Linked DNA regions of Homo sapiens: region 1 is linked to region 2. A link is a loop called in an ENCODE intact Hi-C map of the cell type or tissue named here. Cell type or tissue: endothelial cell of umbilical vein. All regions are shown on one strand. Links, peaks and the distances in the headings refer to the core of each region. The heading gives the core; the rest is flanking DNA. Region 1 overlaps BICRA (BRD4 interacting chromatin remodeling complex associated protein). Region 2 overlaps SLC8A2 (solute carrier family 8 member A2).

Region 1 (4,384 bases), core at 319-4,318, 180 kb before region 2:
GCAAAGGAATTGCTTGCCCAGGGTCACACTGCAATTAAGCAGAGAAGCCAGCATTCCATCCAACACCTGCCAATTAAGGGGGTCACAGTCCCCAGGAGAAATAAACTGCCTAAGAATGACAGGTGACACCGACACTGACTGACAAGGCTACCTTGGCACTTTATGGGTGTTTGGGGACCCTCACAAGAGCCTTACCAAGTAGGTACTGATATGAACCCACTTAATAGAGGGGAAAACCAAGGCCCCAAGCAAGTCCCCTGTCCACAGCCATTCAGCCAGCAAATAGCAGAACTGGGATTAGAACCAACAGGCAGGGCCCAGAGCCCACGCTCCTGACCTCCACACCAGGTGGCAAGCACATGACGCAGGCCATAAGCAGGAGGAAGAGGCAAGGAGGTCATCAGACACAAGGAGGTCACCTGAGGCAAAGACACGTGCAGCCTGGAGATGCTGCCTGGGCGACAGGTGGGATCACATTGAAGAGGAGAGAAAGAGAACAACTTTCTTCAAGGTGCAGCATGAGGGGCCGGGCACGGTGGCTCACGCCTGTAATCCCAGCACATTGGGAGGCCAAGGCGGGAGGAGTGCTTGAACAGGATTTCAAGACCAGCCTGGGCAACACAGTGAGACCTCGTCTTTACCAAAAATATTAAAACTCCCTGGGCGTGGTGGCGTGCACCTGTAGTCCCAGCTACTGGGGAGGCTGAGATGCGAGGCTCACTTGAGCCCAGGAAGGATAATGCTGCAGTGAAAAGTGATGGCGCCACTGCACTCCAGCCTGGGTGACACAGCAAGATTCTGTCTCAAAAAAATAAAAAAAGATGCAACGTGCAACATCAAAGGTGCTCCGTAAGAGCTACCAAAAGACAAATCACTGGCCCTTGATCTAGCAATCCCACTTCCAGGAGTCTATCCCACAGGCGTACTCATTTCCCTGTAACATGTGCGGACGTATGCCTTCCCATGCTTCACACAGAAACCTTTGGAAACACCTCCACGTCCATAACAGTAAAGGAGGATTCACCCACACAGAGGAATACCATGCAGCCAAGAAAAAGATAGAGGAAGACCTACATTGGTAGGGTCTCCCAGGGAGATGAAGCGTGGAAAAAAAGCAATGCATAGACCAGACTACCATCTGTGTAAGATGAATAGTTTTTTGTTTGTCTGTTTGTTTGTTTTAGACAGAGTCTCGCTGTGTCGCCCAGGCTGGAGTGGAGTGCAGTGCTACCGCAATCTCGGCTCACCGCAACCTCCGCCTCCTGCATTCAAGCAATTCCCCTGCCTCAGGCTCCTGAGTAGCTGGGATTACAGCCATGCACCACCATGCCCAGCTCATTTTTGTATTTTTAGGAGAGATGGGGTTTCACCATGTTGGCCAGGCTGGTCTTGAACTCCTGACCGCAGGTGATCTGCCCACTTCAGCCTCCCAAAGTGCTGGGATTACAGGCGTGAGCCACCATGCCCGGCCTGAATAGTTTTAAACACATAACATCCATATATAAAAGTACATGCACAGAACATCAGAATGGAGGTGCTGTCTCTGGGGAAGAGAGCTAGGGGACCAGGGATTCTGGAGAGGTTAGAGGGAGAGACACCATCTTTAGTGTTCTGAATTTGCCCCGTGTGTGTATCACTTAGAACAAAAGGAACAAAAGGCAGACAGAGAAAAAGATGATGTCTCAGACCACCCAGACAGAATGAATGAAACCCCACAGCGGCTAATCCAACCGTTCTCTCTCCTCCTCCTGGACTGTGTCCCAAGGTCTTAACTGATCCCCAGGGCCCTGTCACACAGTAGGCCCTCAGGAAGTTTAATTGGGAACAATTAAAGAAACAAAGGCCTTCTCTGCTTGTGCCAACACTCCTTTCCCCCTCCCCCCAATGAATACATACACTCATACACAAAACTAATTGTCACCAAACTAGAAATGCCTTAGAAAACTCTCCCTCTCCACTGGGGAAACTTGCGTGTCACTGAGACACAAAAGCTTCAGTCAACTGGGACAAAACTCTACTGGTGGTACTCCAGGCAGAGGAGAATGCGAGGGACGGAACCAGGAGACACTCCCTGGGGACCCCTCAACCAAACGCTCCCCATGCGTCTCTAGTGTGGCATAAGGTGCATCCTACCAGGGAGCTAGCTCAGACAAGACAGGGGACAAAAAACCAGAGGGATATGAAGGGGTGAGTAAGGAGGGGGCAATTCTTCTGCTGGGGGAGCAGGCAGCAGTTGTCATCGTGGACACGGCACGGGTGACTGCTCTTGTTTCTACTAAGTGAGGGTGCCTGGTCGGGGAAGAAAGCTCAAATATGACCAGGGCAAGATAACCATACTCCCCACCCCTCTCCCCTGCAGGGCGGGAGAAGGGAAATGGCAGCCCCTCTGCCTTCCAAGCCCAGGCGGCCTGGAAAGGAATGCCATGTTTTCCTGTTTCCAATTAACTTCCCCTACCAGCAGCCTTCTGCATTCTTGAGACCTGGAGTCAAGGCAGCCTGGCGGGTGGGGGTTGAGAGCTGGCGGGGGAACTGGGCTGCTGGCTAGACCTGGGCTACAAGGTGGCCCACGGGAACCTGGGGAGCCTTATACACCCCCAGGAACTCCCCCTTCATAGGCCTCTGGGTGCTGATCCCCTGGCCCTTCCACAGCCTGGGGCACACCCCACCTCCTGAAGGAAGGTTAGGGAAGGGCCACAGGCCTCTGAGAAGGAAGTCAGCCGGGAGACCCTCTAGGGCCTCACTCGGACTTCTCCCACCAGCCCCCCAAAAAGATCAGTTCCTACATTCAGCCAGCACTCAATCTTGAGAGATCTGGGTGTCCCCACAGCCCCTCTCCTCCTGCCCACCTCCCCCGAGAATTCTTATTACTTATGCCTGTCATCTCGCCAAGGGAAATAACTGCACTTAAAGGAGGGGACAGTGGCTGCGGGGATAAGGGGTCCCTTAAAGCTCCTGGGATCAGACCCCATGAAGCACCATCTCCCCAGTTCTGTTGACAAATACGGAACCCCCACCACTAGTCTCTGCCGTCTGGCTTGGAGTCCCAGCTCGGCCGTGGAACATGCTTCCCCTGGCCTCAGTTTCCCCATCTGTAAAATGGCAAGATCACCTGTATTACCTCCTACACTGGGTGAGCTGGGTCCAGCCCCTCTCCGTCAGCCCCCCAGCCCCTCTCCCTCAGCCCCCCAGCCCCTACAGCTAAGCATGTATTCCGCATGGGTAAAGTGCTGAAGGGGTAGGGGCCTAGTCCCCAAAGCGCTCAGAGGGTGCGTGTCACTGAAGGGGAATTGTTCGTTTGCAGGTGGCCTTCCCAGACCACAGGGAATTCTTCTGGGGCAAAGGTATTCTGCCACTCACCTTTACATTTTTTATTTTATTTATTTTTTTTTTTTGAGACAGGGTCTCACTCTTGCCCAGGCTTGAGAGCAGTGGCACAATCACGGCTCACCCCAGCTTCAAACTCCTAGGCTCAAGCAATCCTCCCACCTCAGCACCCCCAAGTAGCTAGGACCACAGGTGAGTGCCACCATGCCCAACTAATTTTTTCATTTTTTGTAGACACAGGGTCTCACCGTGTTGCCTAGGCTGGTCTTAAAATCCAGGGCTCAAGCAATCCTCCAGCCTCGGTCTCCCCAAGTGTTGGGGTTACAGGTGTGAGCCATGGCACCTGGCCTTAAATTTAAATGCCAGTCAGATTACCTGAGGTCAGGACCTCAAGACCAGCCTGGCCAATATGGTGAAATCCCGTCTTTACTAAATATACAAAATTTAGCCAGGTGTGGTGGTGGGTGCCTGTAATCCCAGCTACTCGGGACGCTGAGGCAGGACAATCGCTTGAACCTGGGAGGCAGAGGTTGCAGTGAACCAAGATCAGGCCATTGCACTCCAGCCTGGGCAACACAGCGAGACTCTGTCTCAAAAAAAAAAAAAAATTAAATGCCACCAGTTGACATTCCTCCCCTGTGCCCACACTGCGTACCCGGCCTGCTGAATGATAAATATGAATGACACGTTTGGATAATACTTTTACCCACCTCCAGGTCACTTAAAGGAACTATAATTACCCCCACTTGCAGATGAGAAAACAGGACCAGCAGTTAAATGACCTGCCTAAGGTTACAGAGTGGATCATGCCAAGGAGAACAGGCAAGAAAGTTCTCCGCTAGCTGCATCAAAGGGCCATGGTGTGGCAAAGCGACAGCGGGTCACAGGGCATAGGAACAACCAGACATCAACATTCCCAAACAGTTCAGCTTCTCTCTTCTCTACTTCAGGGCTGAGTAGCAGCAAATGGGGCCAAGTCCCCCGCTCAGGTAGAGAAGGGAGAAGATGACAGTGGGGCCAGCTCCCAGGTACCCCGAGCCCATCACTGGCCAGGCCTGGG
Region 2 (4,384 bases), core at 101-4,100:
TTTTTTGTATTTTTTAGTAGAGATGGGGTTTCACCATGTTGGCCAGGCTGGTCTCGAACTCCTGACCTCAGGTGATCCACCTGCCTTGGCCTCCTAAAGTGCTGGGATTACAGACATGAGCCACTGTACCTGGCCTCTCAGGCAAAGTTTTACGAGAGTGTTCCTAGTTGGTGGGTGGCTTTCTTCTGCCATGTGGCCATTCCATCTTGTGACTCCACTGTGCCAGGGAGCTTTGGCATTGTGGCTGGGTTTGCTGCTGGTGAACAGGGCAAGAGAGTTTCGAGGCTCACATGGGAGGTTTTCGGGGGCTAAGCCTGGAGGGACTGACCATCACTTCTGCCCACATTCTAGTGTCCATAACTCAGGCCGTGGCCACGCCCAGCTGCAAGGGAGGCTGGGAAATGTAGTTCAGCTCTTTGCCCAGGAAGGAGAGGAAACAGGTTCAGGTGAACACACTTCAGCTTCTGCCGTGTGGTCAAGCTCCTCATGAGTGATGGTGTCAGAGTTGGGAGTTGGGACTGAGGTTTGAGGTCAGGTGTAGGACTGGAGTTAGATCTGGAGATAGAGTGTGGGATTTGGCTTGGGGTTATTGATGCTCCAGGTTATGGTGAATGTTAGAGTCGGGATTAGGGTTTAGGGCTAGGGTTGTGCTGAGGTCAGATCCAGGGCTGAGGGTTGGGGTTTGGAGTCAGTGTTGATGACAGGCTTCCATTTGGGGCCACAGTGAGAGTCCAGCTCAGAGTTAGGGACCAGAATTAGGGTTGGGCTGCTGCTGGGCTTGGAGTCAGGGGTCAGCATACTTTGGGGAGAGAAGCGAGCTCAGGACCAGGATGTAGGTGGGTCTGGTTCCAAGATTTGTGCCAAAATCGGATGTCCTCCCCTTTCCTTACCATGTCAGCCACACTCTAGGATGTTTCCAGAAACTGGATGTAGAGACCAGGCCTCCCCTATCAGGGTGGCAACGATGATGATAATGTTGGTGATAATAATAAAGATAGTAACATGTATTGAATATTTATTGTGTGCCAGGCACTGTTCTAAGCACTTCACACGAATTAACTCATTTAAGTCTCACAACCACCCCATGAGGTAGGTACTAATTATTGTGCCCGTTTAACAGTTATGAAAACTAAGGCACAGAGAGGCTCAGGTATTGCCTAAAGTCTCACAGCCTCCACCATACGAACCCCAGAGCCCACCAACTAAAGATCATGAACCAACCCTTGGGAGCTGGACCTCAGGGTTGAAGGAGACGGTGGTCAGGTGGGAGGCTGGGAGGAGTCACCAAGGAGCTTCCCAGAGGAGAACAGATAGGCTTTCTCTAACTATGGGGACAGGTAGTAAAGGCGTCACAGGCCCAATTAGGTAGGTCTCCCAGGAGTCTAACCCCCACCCCTCATGCTGCAGGGGATGGGGACAGGAAGCTAACAGCCGAGGAGGAGGAGGCTCGGAGGATAGCAGAGATGGGCAAGCCAGTTCTTGGGGAGAACTGCCGGCTGGAGGTCATCATCGAGGAGTCATATGATTTTAAGGTGATTTTCCGGGGCCTCACCTTCCTGGAGTCCAGCCTGGTTCATTTCCTTGGGGAGGGTCCGGAAAGCGGGGAGCCACAAGGTTCCTAAGATCAAGCCAAAGAAGGGTCCCACGTCAGGACCACGGACAGCACATGCCTCCCTTTTCCTTGCTTGCCTTCAGAACGGGGGTGTGGAAAGTTGAGGACCCCTGGGCACAGGCTGTGAGCCCCCGACCCAGGACCCAACATGGAGCTTCCCTGGTTCGCTCAGGGGCAGTGACCTCTCCCCCACCCTCTCATCCCCAGAACACGGTGGATAAACTCATCAAGAAAACGAACTTGGCCTTGGTAATTGGGACCCATTCATGGAGGGAGCAGTTTTTAGAGGCAATTACGGTGAGCGCAGGTAAGTGGGGAGGGAGGAGAGAGAAGAGAGAAAGATGGAGAGACAGAGACACAGGGAAAGGGGGAGAAATGAATGGAGAGACAGGCACAAAGATAAACAGGCCGGGCGCGGTGGCTCATGCCTGGAATCCTGGCGCTTTGGGAGGGTGAGGCGGGAGGATTGCTTGAGGCCAGGAGTTTGAGGCTGCAATGAGCCATGATCGTGCCTCTGCACTCCAGCCTGGGCAACAGAGCAAGACGCTGTCTCTAAAAAAAATACAAGCAGGAGAGAGAGACACACAGAAATACACAGGGAGAATCAGAGAGACATGGAGAAGACATGAGACAGAATGAACGGTGCAAACTGAAATGGGCCGGGGAGAGGGAGAGGCAGGTAGATGAGGATACAGAAAGGGCAGAGAAGGGAGAGGTGGTGGCTGGAGCGGCTGGGAGGGTTTGTGTTTGGCTCTGGGCTGAACCGGGAGGGTTCCCAGCCTGGGCTTTCTCCCAGCATCAGGCATCAGGAGGGTGGGAACAGATTAAATGGTGTGGCCACCCCAGAGAGAGCCTGGGTTCCTCCGTTGCCCTGGAGACAGTCACCAGGGCACCGAGCTCTTTCCTACCTGCGCGGGTCACCACCCTCCTTGGCCTCAGACAGGCCCACACTGCCCCCTTGTGGCTAGAGACACTACGACACTTGTACCCACTGACGGTCTTGGAAGCCAACACTGGCCCTTTGTGATATGGACTGGGGAGACTGAGGCTCAGAGACAGAGGAGGGAGTGGCCTGAAGTCCCACAGGGAGTCCAGAAAAGGCCCGAGGTCGGAGCTCAGGGCTTCAATCTCTTACATAACATCAGGGTTAAGGCCCCAGCTCTTGGGGACTGAAGGCGTACATGGAATTGTGGTTGCAAAGAAACTGGGCGAGCAGGATCCAAAGAAACCAGGCTTAAGGGGATGGGAAAATACAAGGCAGCAGTCCTAGAAACACCAGACTGTTTGCCCAGTAGAAACAAAGTGGCATCTCCCTCTGAAGCCACATTCTTCTGACATACTTCTGAGGGATCTTCTGGGCCCGACCCTATGTGAGACATTGCCAGGGACACAGAAGTGATTTCTGGCCCTGTCATGGAGCTTACAGCCCAGTGCAGGAGACAGACATGTCACAAGACACAGACAACCCAGAGTAGGCAGGGCTGGGATGGGAGACCCGGAGGAAAGCCCTGATGCGGTTCCTAACCCAGCCTGAAAGTCAGGGAGGGCTTCCTGGAGGGGGTGGCTTCCCAGCTGAGTCTTCAAATGGGTAAAGATGTCAGCCAGGAGGAGGGAGAAGACAGGGAGAGTGTTTCAGGCAGAGGGAGAGCCAAGCACAGAAGCCCTGGAGTGTGCGAGATTATGGCACATTTTTTGGGTGGGTGCCTGGTGTTGGGCGGGAGGAAGAGGTACCAGGATGAGGCTGGAAATCGGCACATTTCTACACTGCTCCTTGTGGACCACAGTAGGGAGCTTGGGTGGCATTTGAACACACTGGGGAGCCATGGAGGGTTTTGAATGGGGGAAGCCCCTGGGGCTAGAGAGAGCTTGTGGGAGGAAAGTGGAGAGGGTGTGGGTAGAGGCTGTAGAAACTAGCAGTAGAGGCTGGGTGCGGTGGCTCACGCCTGTAATCCTAGCACTTTGGGAGGCCGAGGCAGGTGGATCACCTGAGGTCAGGAGTTCGAGACCAGCCTGACCAACATGGAGAAACCCCGTCTCTACTAAAAATACAAAATTAGCCGGGCATGGTGGCCTGCGCCTGTAATCCTAGGTACTCAGGAGGCTGAGGCAGGAGAATCGCTTGAACCTGGGAGGCAGAGGTTGCGGTGAGCCGAGATAGCACCATTGCACTCCAGCCTGGGCAACAAAGCGAAACTCCGTCTAAAAAAAAAAAAAAAAACGAAGAAAAGAAACTAGCAGGAGACGGGCCCTGCAGAGGCTCCTTTGAGGTTCATTCCACGAACAACGGGGAGATGGCAAGGGGCTCTTTGAGCTTCGGAGCATTTCCTTCCTCTGGGGACTTAGTGGAGACGGAGGATGAGGCGGAACTGAAACGAGGTGGGAGGTGGCGGTCGTAGAGACCCAGCGTACATCGTGCTGTGGGTTTATAGAAACCAGGTGGTTAGATCAGGTGATTAGATCGGGGTGGAGGAAGAATAACAACATAACAATAATAATAACTGTAATAATAATCCTGATTATGACAACGGTGACCCTATCATGTCTTTTTTTTTTGAGATATGTAGTCTCTGTCATCCAGGCTGGAGTGTAGTGGTGTGATCTCGGCTCACTGCAGCCTCCTCAGCCTCCTCCTCCTGGGTTCAAGCGATCCTCCTGACTCAGCCTCCTGAGTAGCTGGGATTACAGGCACCCACCACCATGTCTGGCTAAGTTTTGTATTTTTAGTAGAGATGGGATTTCACCATGTTGGCCGGACTGGTCTTGAACTCCTGA

Evidence for each region. Hi-C counts contacts between places; a loop is a spot of excess contacts. Peaks named below come from ENCODE experiments on the same cell type or tissue, not always from the same donor. Only the 100,000 strongest peaks of a DNase experiment are listed, where the experiment ranks them.
Region 1: it touches region 2 in a loop (2.9-fold over the local background); 23 of 110 quality-filtered maps call a loop at or near these places.

The regions. Positions count from the first base shown.
Region 1 is chr19:47,611,422-47,615,805 of GRCh38, reverse strand. The region is part of intron 1 of BICRA (BRD4 interacting chromatin remodeling complex associated protein); the gene reads right to left. Among named protein-coding and RNA genes, the nearest start is that of BICRA, 4.5 kb to the right of the region's middle. RefSeq lists enhancers at 1-709, 2,372-3,203. In endothelial cell of umbilical vein, for the core only: no CTCF peak of the experiment used is centred there; a DNase peak (open chromatin) is centred at 2,435; H3K27ac peaks cover 1,378 bases.
Region 2 is chr19:47,434,997-47,439,380 of GRCh38, reverse strand. SLC8A2 (solute carrier family 8 member A2) reads left to right here. Exons shown (of 10, transcript NM_015063.3): 7 at 1,408-1,532; 8 at 1,820-1,919. Among named protein-coding and RNA genes, the nearest start is that of MEIS3, 18 kb to the right of the region's middle. RefSeq lists an enhancer at 2,286-2,787. In endothelial cell of umbilical vein, for the core only: a CTCF peak has its summit at 2,576 (motif pointing left); a DNase peak (open chromatin) is centred at 2,560.